Linked DNA regions of Mus musculus: regions 2, 3 and 4 are each linked to region 1. The links are chromatin loops, found by intact Hi-C in ENCODE. Cell type or tissue: heart. All regions are shown on one strand.

The links. Peaks named below come from ENCODE experiments on the same cell type or tissue, not always from the same donor. Only the 100,000 strongest peaks of a DNase experiment are listed, where the experiment ranks them.
Region 2: it touches region 1 in a loop (2.4-fold over the local background); 21 of 42 quality-filtered maps call a loop at or near these places.
Region 3: it touches region 1 in a loop (4-fold over the local background); 16 of 42 quality-filtered maps call a loop at or near these places.
Region 4: a loop joins it to region 1, with 4 times the contacts of the local background. A loop is called at or near these places in 6 of 42 quality-filtered maps.

Annotation. Positions count from the first base shown.
Region 1 is chr2:156,860,802-156,865,801 of GRCm38, forward strand. It overlaps Rab5if (RAB5 interacting factor), which reads left to right and starts at 2,321. Exons shown (of 4, transcript NM_026124.3): 1 at 2,321-2,616; 2 at 4,456-4,559. The coding sequence starts at 2,503. It overlaps 5430405H02Rik (RIKEN cDNA 5430405H02 gene), which reads right to left and starts at 2,144. Exons shown (of 3, transcript NR_027914.1): 1 at 1,798-2,144. In heart, a CTCF peak has its summit at 2,167; DNase peaks (open chromatin) are centred at 1,500, 2,220 and 3,210; H3K4me3 peaks cover 3,268 bases; H3K27ac peaks cover 2,966 bases.
Region 2 is chr2:156,989,503-156,994,502 of GRCm38, forward strand. Ndrg3 (N-myc downstream regulated gene 3) reads right to left here and starts at 2,609. Exons shown (of 16, transcript NM_013865.2): 1 at 2,497-2,609. It also overlaps the pseudogene Gm14276. In heart, CTCF peaks have their summits at 1,554 and 2,724; a DNase peak (open chromatin) is centred at 2,629; H3K4me3 peaks cover 1,724 bases; H3K27ac peaks cover 1,734 bases.
Region 3 is chr2:156,807,161-156,812,160 of GRCm38, forward strand. No RefSeq gene overlaps it. Among named protein-coding and RNA genes, the nearest start is that of Gm14230, 28 kb to the right of the region's middle. In heart, a CTCF peak has its summit at 2,508 (motif pointing right); a DNase peak (open chromatin) is centred at 2,541; H3K27ac peaks cover 483 bases.
Region 4 is chr2:156,545,494-156,550,493 of GRCm38, forward strand. It overlaps Aar2 (AAR2 splicing factor homolog), which reads left to right and starts at 2,083. Exons shown (of 4, transcript NM_026661.4): 1 at 2,083-2,390. In heart, no CTCF peak of the experiment used is centred here; a DNase peak (open chromatin) is centred at 2,188; H3K4me3 peaks cover 1,763 bases; H3K27ac peaks cover 1,156 bases.

The sequences.
Region 1 (5,000 bases):
GTAGTCCTGGCTGTCTCGGAACTCGCTGTGTAGATCAGCCTGACCTTAAACTCACAGAGATTCACCTGCTTCTTCAGTCTGATGCTGGAACCACACTTGGCAAGATAACTTTTTAAGAGCATACACAGGCTGGCATGGTGAGGCCTGCTTTTAATCTCAGTACCCTGAGGAAGGAGACACAGCTGAAACTGTGTAAGTTTCAGATCAACCTGGCCTATATAGCAAACTCCAGGCCAGCCAAGGGCTCTATAGTGAGATCCTATTTCACACACACACACACACACACACACACACACACACACACACACACACACACCACACACACACACACACACACACACACACACACACACACACACACACACACACACACACACACACACACACACACACACACGACTGGAGAGAGATGGCACAGTGCTTACGAATTCTGGCTTAGGAACACACACACACACACACACACACGACTGGAGAGAGATGGCACAGTGCTTACGAATTCTGGCTTAGGAATTCAGTTCCGGGCTGGACAGAATTAAGAGCACTGATTGCTCTTTCAGAGGTCCTGAGTTCAATTCCCAGCACCCACATCATGGCTCATAACCATATGTAATGGGATTCAATGCCCTCTTCCTGTGTGTCTGAAGACAGCAACAGCATATATATGTACATATGTGTGTGTGTGTGTGTGTGTATATATATATACACATATATATTTGTGTATACACACACACACACACACACACACACATATATATATATATATACACACACATATAAAATAAACTTTTAAAAAAGAAATCAATTCCAAGCACCTGAATGACTGCGCCCAACTATCTGTAGGAGATATGTCGCCCTCTTAGGCAGCAGGCACACAAAGTGGTGCACACACAGACACACACACACACACACACACACTGCAGGCAAAACACCCATACTATGGAATGAAATAATTATTTTTAAAAAGAAAAGAACTCGGATTTAGAGTAAAATAAACCCAACTACTAACTCAATGATTCCAGGCAAATTACTTTGCCTTTATAAACTCACTGCATAAAAGTGATGTTCCGGGCTGGAGAGATGGCTCATAGATTAAGAACACTAGCTGCTCCTCCAGAGGTTCTAAGTTCAATTCCCAGCAACCACATGGTAGCTCATAACCATCTATAATGTGATCTGGTAACCTCTCTTCTGGCCTGCAGGCAAACATGCAGCCAGAACGATGTATACATAATAAACAATTCTTGGGGGGTTTTTCTTTTCTTTTGTTTTTTAGTGATATCCCTTAGCATAGCACATCCTGTGTGGCACCATCTGGAGGATGGGACTGATTTTGCTCATTTGTCTGTTTGAGGCAGCATCTCTCACTCTGTATGCTAGACCAGCTTCGCTGTGTAACCCAGGTCAGACGGGGCACGGGATCTTGGAATGTAGCCAGGCCAGCCTAACATTCCTCCCCGGGTTTGGACTGCAGACGAGTCACAGTGTACACCACAACGTGTCTTTGTACAAGTTCGCAGGGGGTGCTGCTCCTTCTGTCCTTTCAAAACACATCCTGGGAAGTGCTAACAACACACAGTGAGGACGGGGTAGCTAGCCCGACACCTACTACTTTTCTATTCCCCCTAGTGGGGTTCTCCCCTGGTTTCAACTTGCCTCATCCTTAGGAAAGAATTTCTCTCTTGGGATCTCAGCTTCACATTCGGATCTCAGAAGAGAACGCTGAGCAAGAGGAGACGTTAGGGTTCACAGAATTGTTTTTTTTCCCGTTGAGACAGGTTGTCGTGACCGGGGACTTACCATCCTCCAGCAGGTAGACAGGCTTGCACCATCGCCAGGCGAGGGAACTTTGGTTTGGTTTTTGTTTTTGTTTTGTTTTCCATAGTCATGAACAAAGTCGTGAATAACGTGTAGGTTTAGGAGAGAACGCACAGAAGGTAACTCCAGTGGGGCAGCCCAGGGCTTCCGGGGACCAAGGACCCGGCTCGGGAGGCGGAGCAGGATGCAAGGCCACTTCTTCTTTGTGTCGCTCCGGGGGACGAGCCGCGGCTCAGCCGGCAAGGAAACGTACAATCTCGGCTTTCCTCGGAGGGGCTGTGCCTCAGTCTTCACAGCGCCTCCTCGCGCACAGATCGCCTCCGGGCCGCACTTGTCCCTTCTCGCTCACCGTCCCCTGGCGTCCGCCGGAAGCTTCTGTCACTTCCGCCCACCGGAGGGGACGCTCGCGTCGAGGCGTCGCCGAGCTTCGGAGCCGACCGCCGCGTGGCCGCCGATTGGCTGCGTGCGCACGTCATCAGGGCCCCGCCCCTCCCTCGGCGGCGCCTGCTCCGTGGAGCTTAGCGAGCCGGCCGCTGGGCAGAGCGAGCAGAGCCTCGGCGGGCCACTGTCCCTCGCTGCCCGGACTACCGCTGCCGCCCCGCGCGCCGAGTCCCGCGGTCCCAGACCCCGACTCCCTTCGGCTTGGCCCGCGCGCCCCACGCCCGGCTCGGGCGGCGCGACGGGAGGATGAGCGGCGGGCGGCGGAAGGAGGAGCCGCCTCAGCCGCAGCTGGCCAACGGGGCCCTCAAGGTGTCCGTGTGGAGCAAGGTGCTGCGGAGCGACGCGGCCTGGGACGACAAGGTGCAGAAGGCCCGGCGAGGGAGGACGGGCCCGGGTCTCCCTCGCCCCGGCCAATCGGCCGGGCGCGGCCATGGGAGCAGGGAGCGGGGTGCCAAGGGGGCCGGCGCGTAGTGGAGCGAGCGGAGCCCCTGCTATCCCCCGCCGTTTGCTCCGCAGGATCCGGAGTAGTTAGCGCTTCTGAAGACTGCGCACGTGCCGGGTGCGGAATCCCTGAAGTGCGTTTACTTTGCACATTGCGAGGGGTGGCTCTGTCCTTGCTCGCTTAGATGAGAAAGAAGACATGCCCTGTGAGCTTTAAGATTCGAGAGCCGGTTCTAAGACCACCTTAAGAGGGTGTGAGTTAGTAAGAAAGTCGCTAGACATGGGTTAGAAGAGGTTGGGGACTTAAAGATGCACTCGCTGGTCATCTCCAGAGGATCTGAGCCTGGACGCCTCCTATCATTGCTCCATTCTGTGATCTTCAAGCCTGTCACCATTCAGCCCGATTCTAGATGGTTTGAAAAGAATGCTATATTTGGACTCCTTCCGTTGTTTGGACTGTTGAAATTGGGCTTCCCTCCCTTCAGTTCCGCCATGGAGGGGGGGAGTACTTCCTGAAGGTGCCCTTGGCCTGCCCCCAGCCCTGCCCAGCTCTTGCAAAACCTGTCGTCTTTGTGAACTGCTGTGTCATATTTTTTATCTTCCCCGGTCCAAGGACTGGTGTCTGGAGTCCAGGGCAGTTCACAAACCTGAGTGCTCTTTGTTGGGTGAAACTTAGATGAGCTGGCACAGGCCTAAGCACACACTTCTCCACCACCACACTTTCCTAACTCTGGCTTTCTCAAAAGTCGCTGTACAGGAAGGGTGGGAACTGAAGTTAATAGTTTTTCTTCCTGGAGACTCTCTAGAACTTAGCTGGCCAGCCAAGGGTTATCTGTGGCCAGGAGCACAGTGCCCATTGTCACTTCAAAACAAACTTCTATTTACGCAGCTTCTTTTAAAGAAGTAACGACTTCTCTAAAATATGGTAGAGAACAGGCTCTGGAATTAGTCACTTAATAGTCTAAATATATTGTTTCCCATCACACTTTAGTAGAAGGAATGACAGAAGAACCACATATGGAGCAAGGTGGTGGTGGTAGTGCACTGGGAGGCAGAGGTCGGGGAATCCCTGAGTTGCAGGCCAGCCTGGTCTACAGAGTGAATTCCAAGACAGCCAGAGCTACACAGAGAAACCCTGCCTCGAAAACAACAACAAAAAAGAACCACATATGGGGACTAGAGAGGCCTCAGCAGTTTAGAGTGGGCTCCAATCCAAGCACCCATATGGTGAGTCACAACGGTCTGTAACTCCAGTTCTGAGGAGTTCCAGTGTTCCAGCATCCATGGGCAGCAGGCACATACATGGTGCTCATGCATACATTAAGATAAAACATACAGGGCTGGTGAGATGGCTCAGTGGGTAAGAGCACCTGACTGCTCTTCCGAAGGTCCGGAGTTCAAATCCCAGCAACCACATGGTGGCTCACAACCATCCGTAACAAGATCTGACTCCCTCTTCTGTAGTGTCTGAAGACACCTACAGTGTACTTACATATAATCAATAAATCTTTAAAAAAAAAAGATAAAACATACATATAAAATAAGTTTAGAAAAAAAAGAAAAGAGCCATGTGCTTAGCTAGACATTGTGAACCACACCTTTAGTTCAGTACTCTTGACCCAAGGCCTAGTTTACATAGCAGATTCCAGGGCTACTTAATGAGTTTGTAGGAAATATTTAATAAGCTTTTGCTTCTCCACCTGTAGCTGTCCTGTGGCAGCCACTCCAGATAACGCATACATTGTGTCTTTTCTATAGGATGAATTTTTAGATGTGATCTACTGGTTCCGACAGATCATCGCTCTGGTTTTGGGTGTCATTTGGGGCGTTTTGCCCTTGCGAGGCTTCTTGGGAATAGCAGGGTAAGTCTTGGGTATCACAGTCTTGTGGTTTTTGTCTCACTCTGGAGCTTAGAACTTACAGGAGCTCTCTTATACGCGCTAGGATTGTGAGCAAGACACAGTGTTCAGGATCCTCATTTCTATTTTTTATTTAAAAAAAAATTCTTTTAAAGGCACAGGGTCTCGTGTAGCCCAGGTTGCCCCGTGACTCCTGCTCCTTTTGCCTCCTTTTCCCAAGTGCTGTTGGTGATTACAGGCGTGCATCAACATGCTTGGTTGGCTCTGTTTTCCTTTTATGACTGGCACTGTGTGCATCTGATTACTAAAGCAAAGAAGTGAGCATTAGCACTCCTGGGCTGCAGTGTTCTTAGTTCCTCGGCCTGGGAGCATCTCATGTTGGCGTACTGTCCTAAGACTGGGCCAGTCTGTTTATTCATGGCTCTAACATGCCTTCTTTTGAGC
Region 2 (5,000 bases), 130 kb after region 1:
TCTGGTGTGTCTGAAGAGAGTGACAGTGTACTCACATACATAAAATAAATAATAATTTTTTTAAAAGAAGCTTTATTAGGGCCTTTCAGTGGGGAAAGATGCTTGCCTGGAACCCTGAATTCAGTCTCCAAAACCCATAGAAAGGTGAATGGTTAGAACTGACTCCACAAAATTGTACTCTGATTTCCACATGCACAGCATAGCATCTGTGGTCCCACCAATAATTAAATAAAAAAAAATTTTAAGAAACTTTATTAAGTCAGATGTGGTGGTACATGAAATCCTAGTATCCTGGAGGTTGAGGTCAAAAGATCATGAGTTTGAGGATAGACTGGCCTATAAAGCAAGGCTCTGCTAATAATAATAATAATAATAATAATAATATAGAGCTGGCATAATGGCTCAGCTGGTAAAGGCACTTTCCCCCAATCCTAATGATCTCAATTTAGGATCCTCATAGTAAAAGAACTGACTGTTTCAAAATTGTCCTCTGACCTCTAAAAGAGTCCTAATACGTGCATGTTACAAATACTACATATTGATAGACAATAAAAACTATGATCACTCAGCTGTCACCTGGGCTAATAAGCCACACAAAGTAAAAGAATGAGAAACTGAATCTCACATGAATTTCAAGTGCAGACTAAAATGTCATAAGCCTCAGGCACTCCTACTGCCACATAAAAATAAAAACTCCCATGTAGGCTAAAGAAGCATATACCTGCTCCACTATCGGGGAGACTTCTAGATGCAAGACCATCATCTGCAAACTTTCAAAAACAAAAGGGTGGACTAAGGCTGATACAGGATAATCTGAAGAGAAATATAAAGGGAGGGACAGCAAAGAGAAACTGGAGGGCAAGAGGACCAACAGAATAGCAATAGAACATTAATTACCCTTTGAGTAACGGCAAGGAACAGCTGGAACTCAGTTTTTTTTTTTTTTTTTTTTTTTTTGGCCAACCAGGACCCAGGCATTTGGGGGTGCAAAGACTGCGCCTGACCTGGCCGGGGATGGGGGTGGGGTTGGGGGGGATCTTACTGAGGATAAGACCCGGGCCTGCAGCCTGCTATGTATTATTTAATTCTAGTTAGGAAAATTAAGCAGGGAAGATGAAAATTTTGTGGAGCCTTTGAAGTGTGGAGGAGGATTTGCTAAGGGAGGAAAAGGCAGTTTGTGCTAGTTATTTTGGGGGCAAAAAAAAAAAAAAAATCAACACATTTTTATAGCTGTTCATTTGGAACTCAAATCAAAGGAGGTGTCTTAGATTCTTCACCACCGTGTCAACGCTTTCTCGTTTTATCTTAAAGCCTGAAAATGCTCAAGACCAGCTTTGGAGCAGAGCCAGAAAGTCCCAAAAAGAGGTGATACTGGCTAAATCTGCTCTGTCACCTCCACAAGTCCAGCCAGCCCAGCCAGCCTAGTCCTGACAGCTAGAAAAGAAATGCTAATTATACCTTGGGGGGCTGGGGGGGGGACACCCTGGGGGAGGGGAGTGGGGTTGACGCAGGAGAGGCTTACTGTGTTCTACCAGGGAGCCACAGGGGAGAGCCTCTCAGCTTAAGCCATGAGGCTCCAAGTCTACCTGTGACATGCAGGAGAGCTCTGCAGGGGGAAAAAACGGCTTCGAGAAAAAGAAGGGAGAAAGCACTGGATAGGGAAGCAGCGAGGTACAAAGGTGAACCGATCTTAATAAAACCTTTAGCAAGATCCCTGGCACAAAGCGAGTATTTGGGAGGGAGCCAGTTCACGTTAACATCGCGATTGTTATCACAACAGCATTTCCACCGTACTGACCAGAAGATAATTCTATTCGTAGCCCACTTTTACGACCTTTAAAAGCAACTCTAGATAAATGACAAGTGTATTCCCCACCGCCCCAAATTTAAAGATACAAGGTCAAACCCCACCAGCTCTGGCTGTGAAAGCCCCACCGCCTCTGAGTTAAGAGAGCTGGCCGTGTCACTTGTCAGTTGCATGACCTTGGACGCGACATTTCACCTCTCCGTGCCTCAGTTTCTTTGGCTACAAAGTGGGCTTTAGACAAACCGTGGTCCTGTGGTCCCAGGAGAGAAGAGTGCCTCTGTGGCTTTGGGAAGAAACCCACAGAAGGCGAGTCCAGGCCCCTGTCAAAACTCTCTGGGCTGTGAGGGGCAACGGGGTAGGTGGATGCTCAGCTCTAGGAGCTCCGTGCTCCGCCGTGAGAGGCGGAGAACGGGTGACAGCCTCAGGGGGTTCCAGCGACGGAGGGTGCAGACCTCTGTAGCGACGCCGGACCCCAACAGGTCACACGCTGCCCTCCGCCGACTAGGTACCGGCAGGGGCGCGGGAGGCCGGGCTGAACGCGATAGGCTCGGGGGGCTCAGAGAAGGCCGACCGCGAGGACCCGGGGCTGGTCGCGTGGCCATCGGTCCGCAGCGCACAGAGGAGCGACACCCGGGCGGGCGTACCGCGCGGCGCGCCCTCCGCCCGCTGTGGTAGAGGCGCTCACTCACCTGAAGCGCTAGCGCGGGGCCGTCAATCTACAGCAGCAGCGGCAGCAGCAGCAGCAGCAGCAGCAGCAGCAGCAAGGAGGGGGGGCGCTGCGCAGCGCAGGCGCGCTGAGGATGCCGGGGGTTTACGCATGCGCAACGCGCCTGCTTACGCTAGGAACTACAGACAAAATGGTGGTCAGGCCTACAGAGTCTCTAGCAGCGCCATCTTGGCTGTAGTTTTTCTTCTTGCGGTGTCCCGGAGGCTGTTGCTCAGAACTGCCAGGAGGGGATGTGAAATGTTTTCTCTGCACACCTACCTCTCCCTCATGGTTGAATTATTAGTAAGCTCTTATGGGCCATGACATACTTGTTTTAACAAGGTTTAAAGCTACACTCAAGATCATCTGGCACTCCTGAGCCTCAGGGATTCGATTTCCAGGAATCAAATTCCTAGTCCTCTTCCATCTTTTACAAATGGCAGCCATATTATTTCCTTCTTGAGTAGAACAAGAGAGTTGGTTACTTCACACAAAACAAACAAAAAACGACTGAACATATTATTGACTCAACAATTAAAGATTTTCATTGTTAATTGTGCATATACGAGCATCTGTGCAGGGCAGTGATGTTCATATAAATGTAGCAGATTCCTACTAAAGACAGCTGCAGAATGTTGAAATGGGAGATTACAGACATGAATTCCAGTCCTCTCTACGAACAGTGCACATCTAAACACTAAGTCATCTCTCCAGACTAGAATCAAAACGTTGCCTGCATGTGCTGGCAACTTTTATGTCAATTTGAAATAAAGTAATTTGGGAAGAGAATCTCAGTTGAGAAAAGGCCCCTAGTAAATTGGACTGTGTAGTGTATTTTCTTAGTAATGACTGATAATGGGAGCACCCAGCCTACTATGGGTAGGTGGCCCTGGAGGGGATAACAAAGCAAGCTGAACAAGCCATGAGAGAAGCTGGGAAACAGCACTCCTCTATGGCACAAGGGTCACCATACCTTTGGGAGCTGACTCTTTCACAGGGCTTACATATCAGATATTTATATTTGATTCATAACACTAGCAAATTAGTTATAAAGGAACAACAGATAATTGTGTGTCTGGGGCTCACCTCAACATGAGCAACTTATGTTATTAAAGGGTTGTAGCATTAGGTAGGTTGGCCTATTATCAGTTTCTGCCATCTTCCTTCAGTGAACTGTCTACCTAGAAGGGTAAAATTAAACAAACCCAGGCCAGGCCCAAGCCAATCTGAATGAAGGCAAAACTAGTATTGAAGGCATTTTATTACATGATTTATATTTTTTTTTTTTTAAGATTTATTTATTACATGTAAGTACACTGTAGCTGTCTTCAGACACACCAGAAGAGGGCGTCAGATCTCGTTACAGATGGTTGTGAGCCACCATGTGGTTGCTGGGATTTGAACTCTGGACCTTCGGAAGAGCAGTCGGGTGCTCTTACCCACTGAGCCATCTCACCAGCCCCCACATGATTTATATTTAACTGTTAACAAAGCACTGAACTGCAAGTTTACCCTCAGTACATATTACTGGCTAAATTAGGAAACATTGCCAATGTTCTATAAATGACACAAAAAACAAAGCCTCTCTCATAAAGCTGTGAATAAGCATAAACCATGCTTGGAGCTCAGTACCACTGAGACAGGCCAACACAAACCACTGGCCTAGCAGCTGCTGTGTAGCCCAGAGCCTGCAACTCCTGACTCTAGCTTCTACTTCTTTAGTGCTGAGGTCCAAGTTTTCATGCTTTGTTTTTTAAACGTTCTAGTCATTTTTAAGTTGAAGACATCAAACACATTTTCCATCTTCAAGTTTGAACACTTATAAACAAATGTGATCGGATGTAAGAAAATGGAGGAAGGCACAGTCACCTTTGAGGATGACTGAGCAAAGTGAGATGAAGACATGTTCCAAAGTCTATCTGCTCTTGAAACAACAGTCAGTAATAACATCTTTGATTCTCAAATACAGGCTTTCTTGGAAGCTGTCTGGTTTCCTTCTTCGTTCTACTCTGGACAGTATCATTCTATCTTTGATAACTAGGTGTTAACTGTCTGGGCTTTTCTATGACCACCCCAATTTCCAAATAATGACATGGAGGCATAATTATTTATTTAACCAACTTAATCCACTTTATCTTTTTGTATAGAAAGACTTATGTGTAGCCACAGCTGGAGCCTGGGTCCTCTGAACAGATCTGGTGTGGGTTTTCACAAGGTGATCAGTGAATTCCTGATAAGGAGACTTGTTGAACAGTTTCTTTCCAGAGGTCAGGGGTCAAGTAGCTGTAGGTCATGGAGGGGGCATCAAAGATGGCCTTGACAGAGTTGCCCAAGCTGGCAGCGCAGCCCCTGGCTGAAGTGCAGCAGTCATCTATATTGGCCACCATCAGGGGCTTCTTCAGCACAGTGCAGAGACACTGCTATTGCCTCTGAGGGCAGGGATGAGACGCACCAGCACAGAGCCACAGCAGCCTGTCACCTAGCATG
Region 3 (5,000 bases), 54 kb before region 1:
ACGGAGCCACTCCACTGGTCTTGGGCAAGTTAGTTAGCCTTTGTGAGGCTCAGCTTTCATCTATAAACCCAAGATATCACCCTGTACCTCGAACAGTTGTTATCAATACTGAGAGGAGCCGGCTGTGGTGGTGCACATTCAACCCCAGCACCCAGGAGGCAAAGGCAGGTGGGTCTCTTTGAGTTCTAGGCCAATCGTTAAGACTCTGTCTCGGCCGGCTGGCGAGATGGCTTGGTGGGTAAGAGCACTGACTGCTTTTTCCAGAGGACCTGAATTCAAATCCCAGCAGCCATGTGGTGGCTCGAAACCACCCATAATAAGATCTGATGCCCTCTTCTGGTATCTCTGAAGACAGCTACAGCGTACTTATGTATAATAGTAAATAAATCTTTAAAAAAAAAGGCTCTGTCTCAAAACACAACAAAACTAAATGGGTTTATAAAGTGTTGACCATAGGTTTATAAGAGAAATTAGTTTGCTTAATTCAATTCAGACAATTCTTTTTATTTTTTTGAATTATTTATTTTAGGTATATGAGTACACTGTAGCTGTCCTCAGACACACCAGAAGAGGGCTTTGGATCCCATTACAGATGGTTGTGAGCCACCATGTAGTTGCTGGGAATTGAACTCAGGACCTCTGGAGGAGCAGTCAGTGTTCTTAACCTCTGAGCCATCTCTCCAGCCCCCAATTCAGATAATTCTAAACCACCGAAGCTGCGAAGCTGCATCCAATCTAGGAGATTAAGCTGGGCATGGTCGGGTACAACAGTAATCCCAGCAACGGATGCCAGCCTGTGCTACACAATGAGATCCAGTACACATCTCAAAATAAGTCTCTCTCTCTCTCTCTTTCTCTCCATATATATGTATATATGGAGATATATATATATACGTGTGTGTGTGTATATATGTATATGTGTATGTGTGTGTATAAATGTATATGTGTATATGTATGTGTGTGTGTATACACACACATGTATACATGGACATGCACATGCATACAGTTGAAAGCAAATCCTGATAAACCTCATGGAGTAAAGGCAAAGTACCAAGATGTCCTCGTGTGCTTTCTGGAGCTGGGATAAAACACTAACCAAAGCAAACTTGGGAAGAGGAGAGTCATCATCTGACTTACAGGTTGCAGTCAGTCACAGAGGCAAGCTGAGGTAGGAGCCTGGAGCAGGAACCCAAGCAGAGGCCATGGAGGAACGCATGCTTATTCCATGCTTACACTCACACCGGGCTAGACCCTCCTGCGTCAGTCAAGCGTCAAGAAAATGCCATACAGGTCTGCCCAGACCCATATGATTGAGCCATTTCCTCAGCTGAGGTGTATTCTTTCCGGTTACATCAAGTTGATGGCAGGAACAGCCATCGCACGGGGCCTGCGCGGTGCACACCTTTGGTCCCAGCACTCAGTGGGTAGAGGCAGGCAGATTGGGGCTACAAAGTGAGACCCTCACCTCCAAAAATAAACAAAGCAAGCAATCATGAAAGAATATCCATCTAGGGCTTGCATCCACAGTAAATGTATCAGGGCTGGAGAGATGGTTCAGCGGTCAGAGCACTGGCTGTGCCTCCGGGAGCTGAGCTCAATTTGTAGCACTGATGACTGTCTGCAACTCCAGTTCCAGGGAAATCTGATGCCCTCTTTGTGGCCTCTGAGGCAGCAGGCACACATGTGGGGCATAGATGTGCAAGCAGACAAGCCATCCATACCCATTAAAATAAAATAAATAAAAGGCAATGCATCAGAAGGCTGGAGAGATGGCTCAACAGTTGAGAGAACACACTACTATTGAAGAGGACCAGAATGAAGAGACCAGAATCCGAGTCCCATCTCCCATACACATTGAGCCACTCACAATTCCTCTAACTCCAGCCCCAGGAGCAGCTGCCTCCTCTACCCTCCAAAGGCACTGGCAGCATGTGCACAGACCCACACATGCGCACTTAATTTAAAATAAAGTAATTAAAAAAAAAGTAAAGGTATCGACAAAACCTGCTGTGATGGTTTGTATGTGCTTAGCCCAGGGAGTGGCACTATTTAGAGGTGTGGCCTTGTTGGAGTAAGTGTGTCACTGTGGGCTTGGGCTTTAAGACCCTTGTCCTAGCTTCCTAGAAGTCAATCTTCCACTAGCTGCCTTCAGATGAAGATGTAGAACTCTCAGCTCTGCCTCCACCTGTCTGGATGCTGCCATATTCCCACCATGATGATACTGGACTGAACCTCTGAACCTATAAGGCAGTCCCAATTAAATGTTGTCCTTATAAGAGTTGCCTTGGTCATGGTGTCTGTTCACAGCAGTAAAACCTAATTAAGACATCTGGTGCACAAGTACATACTGGATTTGCTGGCGAATGGAGACGCATTCAATTCAGCTAAGCAGGACGTGGAGGAAGACACCTTTAATCCCAGTACCTGAGAGGAGCAAGAAAGAGTTCAAAGACAGCCAGGGCTACATGAGACCCTGCCTCAAAAACACAAAGTGTTACCATATCTTGCCACTAGGGGCCACCCAAGGACACTGCATAAACTGGAGACCTAGGTCCCAGAATTCCCAGCTGGGATGTTGCTTCCTCTTCAGAACTTGTGGTCTATCTAAAAAGCCAGGATGCTATCTAAGGCCCCAGTGGCCACAGGCCGAAGGAACCCTCAAGAACCCAATAACCACTGAGGGTTCTGGGAGAAGATGGCATCTGCAGAGGTTGAGGGAGGAAGTCAGGCTTCCTCCCAAGGCCCTTGTGCCTGACCAAACTTCCCCACTCAGCCCAGATGCTTGAGAATGGCGTCTGAGGCCTCCACTTGGCCCTCCTTCTAACCAGGACCCCTACCCAGTTCGTTTAGCAAGGGCTCCTAGCATCCCATCAGAAATTCTCCTGGCCCAGAGTCTGACAGGAGGTGAGAGTCTGCCACATGCCCCCCCCCCCCCGCCCCCACCCTCACGTACCAGTTCCTTTTCCCCAAGGCGCTGGGGAATCAGAGCTGGGGCCTATGAATTGAGATCTGCGGCATCCTGTACATAAACGCGTCTTTCCCTTCCTGAGCTGTTCACGTCAAGTACTTTGGCAAAGTGACACCAAGTGTAACTAACAGAATGACAGACGTTAAGACGCAGCAAACACACTACTCGAAGATCTGATCACGTGGGCCAGAAACCTTCCGAACAGATTTGAGGTGAGAACGTGAGAAAGCTGAAGTGGAGAGCCAGGGAAGCCAGACAATGCTGCAGGCGTCCGACATTTGTCCCCGCGCTGAGACTTTGTAGGAGGCTGAGTTCGAAGGTAAGGGGCTGAATCTGATGAATATTTCAAGTCAACCCAGCATTCTGGCTGTAGCAGCACTGTTAGCTGTTGTCACCCAGGTCTACAGTAAGAATAAGGAACAAAGGAGCTAGAGAGATGGCTCAGCGGTTAAGAGCACCGACTGCTCTTCCAGAGGTCCTGACTTCAATTCCCAGCAACAACATGGTGGCTCACAACCATCTGTAATGGGATCTGATGCCCTCTCCTGGTGTGCCTACAGAGAGTAATGGTGTACTCATATACATAAAAAAAAAAAAGGAACAAAAAGAGCAGAACAGGTGCGCGCGCGCGCGCGCACACACACACACACACACACACACACACACACACACGTCATTTAGTCAGAAACACCTGTGTAAGTTGGGGCAAGGACTGACTGATGGTGGAGTGTTACAAGGAAGCCAAGTTTGAAGAGATGGTTCCAGCTAAGAGCACTGGCTGCTCTCCAGAGGACTCAAGTCCAATCCCCAGCTCACAACCACTTCAGTGACTTCACTTCAGTGAAGAGAGACTCCAGTGCTCTCTTCTGGCCTCCACAGGCACCAGGCAGAACTGTAGTACACAGACATACACACAAGCAAAACACTCATACTAATAAAGTAATAATACATATTTTATTGTAAAAAGAGATCACGTATGTTGGGCCGTGGTGGCACGCACCTTTAATCCTAGCACTCAGTAGGCAGAAACTGGTGGATCTCTGAGTTTGAGGCTAGCATGGTCTTCAGAGTGAGTTCCAAGACAGCCAGGGATACACAGAGAAACCCTGCCATTAAAAAAAAAAAAAAAAAGTCAAGTGCTTTGCACCAAGGCAATAGAAAAGATGCCTTGGGGGACCAGAATATGATAATAAGGGATGGAAGATGACCACAGACTATTATACACATGTATAAAATGTCATAATGAGACCCATTACTTTGTACAATTAATAAATGCTAATAAAAATGAGAAAAGGATGCCTTGAGGGCATCTCAGGAACTGGCAAAAGCCCAATCAAGGCAGGCTCAAAGCCATGCAAAGAGGAAGCACATTTGACTGTCCCTTGAGAAGAAAGACCTCTGCCCAGGGGCACTTACACAGGTGGCAGGAGTCCTGTCCCCAAGCTTAGTCAGCTACCTGGGTACACAGAGGACAGCGAGGCTGTGCTCCAAGATGGCCCAATTACTGCCAGCGGCCACAAAGAGAGCAAAGTATGAGTGCAGCTAAAGATGCAACGGGAGCCCAGGAAGGCAATACTGGCCGGGAGTGAGCAGTGTTGCAGGACAAGCTGCAAGCAGCAAGCAGTGCTGACTCAAAAGGAAGTCGGATACTGGACATGGAAAACCCTGGGGTATGCAGTGTGAATTCCTGAACCCTGGAAGCCAGGGCTGGAACTGCAAGGCTTAATGTTTTCCCTAAGGAGTTTTCTTACTTCTTTTTTTTTTTTTTTTAATCTTTGTTGTTTTTTATTACTGTGTGTGTGTAGGTGCTTTGCCTGTCTCTATGACTGTGTACCCCATGGGTGCATGGTAATTGAGGAGGCCAGATGGGAGCTTCAGACCCCTTGAAATAGCTATAGGTTGTGAGCCACCACGTGGGTGCTGAGAATATAATCTGGGTCCCTGGAAGAGCAGCCAAACCAGCACTCTCACCTCCTGAGAGATCTCCCCACCACCACCACCACCACCACCACCACCACCACCGTGTTTTGTT
Region 4 (5,000 bases), 320 kb before region 1:
TGGAACTGATAGGGAAGGTTGAGATTGACTGCCTGACTCACCTCTGGCTAACCTGTGGCAGCCCACTGTGATTAACTATGATTGCCCTGTCTAGCCTAGTCTGCAGCCCCCTAAAACATGAATTGTGAAGTTGTGAGTGGGGCAGATTGATGTGGTCAGCTGTCGCTGGGGAACAATGACACACAAGAAGCAGCAGCACAGGGGCTAGAACTCCAGCTGCTTTTAGATCACATGGTTTGTTTGTTTGTTTGTTTGTTTGTTTGTTTGTTTGTTTGTACTCTTGGGGTTTGTGGTGCCTCTGTGAAGCTCAGTTTCCTCTTTTGTAAATTGAGAATCCTAATTGCCAAGTCTTTATCCCTATACTTGGTCATTCTTCTCCCAGAATTGTAGCACCAGTAAAAAGATGGAGGACATATCTATCAGCAAGGGATAGGAACAGAGATGGGAGATTAAACTCAGATCAAGCCCTTTACCAACCCGGGCTTATAGATATGCAGGTATGATGCAATCAATCAATAGCCAGTAAAGGGGGCAGAGGGACTCCCGTCCTTTCTGGGAATAGCAAGGCTTTTCCAGGAATTTGGGCATGCTTTTATGGTTTCTCTCCATTGACAACCATCAGTGCTGTAGGAAGGCCACTTAAGAGGCAGGTGGGCAATAGTGAAGTTGGAGGTTATTTGTCTTCTGCTCTGTCAGCCATTGTAGCTACAGCCAGTCTTGGTAAAGTCACCCGAAGAAGAGACTGAAGGCCTTTGAGAATCCTGCCTTTATAGATAAACAAGCTTACAATCAGGTCGGGAAAGTTGGCAGTACAAGATTAGAGGAGGGTCACATCTTGGCTATGGTTAGTGAGGAGATTAGAAGTAGTATCTATGTATCTCCCAGTAGCTCTGGCTCATGGTGGAGTTCTGATGTACAGAACCACTGAGCACAAGGTTAGTGTACTGGCTCTTCCTGGTTGTCAACTTGACTATATCCGGAATGAACTACAATCCAGAATTGGTAGGCTCACAGTGACCCTAATCTGGAGGCTGGGAGATGCAAGTGTCTGACCTGGATAATGGCATGGAAATCTTGAGGCATAGTGGTTATGAATCCGAGAAGATTAAGACAGGGGAGATCTCTGAGTTTAAAGTCATGTGGGACAAAGCAAGTTCCAGATCCAGGTGTGATGGCACACACCTTTAATCTGGGCACACACTTTCTGCTGGAGACCTACATAAGGACATTGGAAGAAGGAAGATTCTCTCTCTCTCTTGTTCACCTGCTTGCCTTGTGGGACTGAGCAACTGCTAGATCCTTGGATTTCCATTCACAGCTGCTGCTCACCATTGTTGGAGAGCTGGACTACAGACTGTAAGTCATCAACAAATTCCCTTACTATATAGAGACTACCCATAAGTTTTGTGACTCTAGAGAACCCTGACTAATACAGCAAGGCCTATGGATAGTCATTTACTATACACATCATTTGATTTGTTATTAAATACACAGTACATTTATGAGGGCTATGTGCTAGGTTCTAAGGAAATAGAGAAGAAAAAGACAGTCAGGTTTCCTCACTCAGTGCACATTTATAGCTTGACTGCTGTATTCTGTAAGGCCTGGAAAACACTGGGTGGTCATTTCCAGAGGAACTGCTGTGTTTGCGTTTGAAGGGACTGGTTCTCCCTTCAGGCAACAGCCTTGGTTCTGAAACTAGGGATGAATGTGTCTGGAAGCCGGGACTTGGAGATAATAGGGAACTTTTGACATGGTGACCGGCATAGGAAATGTGGCTAAAGAGGACCAACCATGACTGAGCCAGTCTGTGGCTACTGTGTGCCAACACCTGAACCATGCTTTGGCCAGCCCGTGTCTGCTTGAGACCAAAAGGACTGTGGATGGTGAGTATGTTTCTGGACGGGGATATAAAGTGGATAGTTTAATTAAAGTCGTTATTTATAATTCGGGAAGTAAAACGAAACAGTAAGAAGAAAATGAAGTGCTTATCGTGAGGAACCTGGAAGCACGGGCCATTTCTTCTGAGACTCGGGGCTCCGCCGGACTACTTTTTCCGTAGCACCTATCCGGCACCAAAGCAGCCGAACTTCCGTCCCGTTTCCGCGGAACCGGAGCTTGAGGTGCTACGGTGAGTGTCGGCCCTCGGTGCGCCTTTCGGCCTCCGGTTTCCTTGTGTGTGGTCGGGCCACCTCGCTTCTTGTCTCAGAATCGCGCTGGCGGAGTCTGGCTTTGTGAGCTGGTGTCTGAGGAGGCCTTTCTTCCTGAGAACCCGTCCCTGAGGACACCGTGGTCAGGGTCTCTGGGGCTCCCGAAGGAACTTCCCCCCACACCCCTTTAACTGTAACCAGAGAACGAGACTCACTCGAGCTGGATCTGCGTGGCTTCCGGTAAGTCACCTACCCGGCTTCCTGGCTTTATTTAAAGTGCATATTATCGTAAGTTAAAAAAAAAAAATTAAGCTTCGTGTGTATGCTAGGCATCAGGGACTCGAGTCTTGTGGGCATGACAGTCTTCAACCAAGTACACAAAGTTACACACCTGTCCCTGGAACTGAACGGCAACAGGGTAGCCAGAGTGTCATCACCAACATTTGACTTAGTCCCGGGTCGAGGAGGCTTTACTAAGATTAAAAAAAGAAAAATAATTGTGTGACCAAGTGCTATGGGTAGAGTTTTCTCTGGTGTGAGGGTAAGAAAGAAGCCAGTGTGGTTAGAACAATCCTTCGGATTGGGGTGGTATTAAATTAGCTGAAGAGTTGCCCAGGGAAATTCATGCAGCGTTTTCGGGCCATTCCCTAAAGCCAGATAGAGAACGCATTGAGGACCAAGTACTCTCCACTCTTGGAAGGCGGTGAATACGCTGAGGAGTTGTCTCTGTATTGCAGGCTTGTGAAGAGTATTCGTTTGTGTTTCAGACTTTTTTTTTTTTTTACTGTGAACTACAGTCACAAGACTTTTATGCTGTGATCACATGTATATACAAGCACATGTCTTCTTGGAACCATTCCTATCCTTGTTACTTGTGGCATTCCAATAGCTTAAAAGTTCTCTTCTTGGTGCTGGAGAGATGACTTGGTGGTTAAGAGACTTGTCTGCTCTTCCAGGGGACCTGGACTCAGTTCCTAAGGGCGCCATGGTGCTAAACCCACCTCTAACTCCAGTGTCAGGGAATTCAGCATCCTCTTCTGGCTTCTGTGTAACTTTTCTCATTATTTCAGATAGCTTTCTGTCTAAAAATGATTTCCTTCCTTCTTTCTTTCTTTCTTTCTTTCGTTTTGTTTTGTTTTGTTTTTTCGAGACAGGGTTTCCCTGTGTAGCCCTGACTGTCCTGGAACTCACTTTGTAGACCAGGCTGGGCCTCGAACTCAGAAATCCTCCTGCCTCTGCCTCCCAAGTGCTGGGATTAAAGGCGTGCGCCACCACCGCCCGGCTAAAAATGATTTCTTAACTCAAGATACATCTTGCAGTTTGAAAAAGAGTGCTAATTTAGAGTCTTTTCTCCTGTTTTTTTAGGTAAAGACAATGAAGTGTGCTCCTAATATTTTTTTGTAAAAGGATTTTTTGTTTGTTTTAAATAAAAGAGTAAACATCAAGCAGCACTCGATTTTTCTGCTTGTGTATTTTGAGGCCACTTCTGTGTAAAATACAAATATCTGGTTTTCAGTAGTCTTATTCTGTGGATATTTCTTTTGGGGCCCAGTAAAGATCCTGGGTAGTGCCTGTAATCTGAGTGTTTTGTCAGTAGGATGAGTAAGTGACTTAGTACTCAGTTCAGTAAAAGTTGAAGTACTTGATTGGCTTGCATTGATTGGTTCTTGCTGAAAACATTCTTACAGATACTGCAGAGACGACAGTGTCTGCTACACAGTTGTTTTTAGCATCGAGTGCATGTGAGTGCATGATGGGGTGGTGGGTCATATGCTGGGGCAAACATGTGAAGGTTAGACAGCTTTGTGTGCTCTCTTTTCTCCTTCCACCCTTGAGTGGGCTCTGGCCATCGAAGTGAGGTTGTCAGGCTTACAAGGCAGGTGCCTCTACTCACTGAGCATTTGCCAGCACCCTCAACCCCTTTGCTTTTAATCAAAGTGTCTTTATAGGGAATTTAAATGTGGATAAGATAAAGAATCCAAGCCTCTCCTCAAGCACTCACTGTAGACCTGCCATGTCAGTCTCTGGCGGGATTGTGACTCTGGGGAAGTTGTTTGATCCCTGGACTTTCAGTGCTTTTGTTTTGTGATTGTTTGCTTGTTTTTAAGACAGTGTCTTGTGTATGTGTCCCAGGCTGGCCTCCGGTTCACTGTGTACTGAGAATGACTTTAGTGTCTGATCCTGTGCCTCTGTCTTTGTCTATCACAGAATTTTTTTTGTAATCGTTTTTGTGGTTCCAAGGATCCTTTGTGTATAATGGACAAGCACTGCACCTGATGAACCGCGTTCTCACCAGCCGCTTGGTTTCATTGTTGATTTCTGAGAAGACCGTCTCTAGCAATCAAGGGTGATTTTGAACTCCAGATCAAGGGTTGGGAATACAGGCATGTAGCACTGCACCCTGGCAAGTTGTTTTAAACTAAGAGCCCAGCCCTTTGCTTTCCCTCATTTCCAACTAGGCTTTTGATGAGTGAAAGAAGGGAGTTTGAAAAACTCTCCTTCGCTCCTCAGACTTTTTGTTAATTTTAGATGCTCATGGAAAATTAGGTAGCCAGTTTGATTTGGTCATCTTATGGTACTCTCCAGTAGCAGGTTTTAGGTAGAATTGTAGCTTAAGGCGACTTTTGCATTCTTCTAATTTAAAATGAGCCATTTGAGCCGTTTCTACCTTCCACTGCTGTTGAAAGAGGGACATCTGATGGGCAGTGGACACAAGCCTGCAGTACCAGCAGGCAGGTTTTATTTTGGTACTGTGTGACCACCTGTCTTTAAGTGGTGCCCCTGGAGTGGTGGAATGAAGACTCTTGATCCTTAAATCAAAACCCCCAAATCTCTTTGATTCTGATTTTC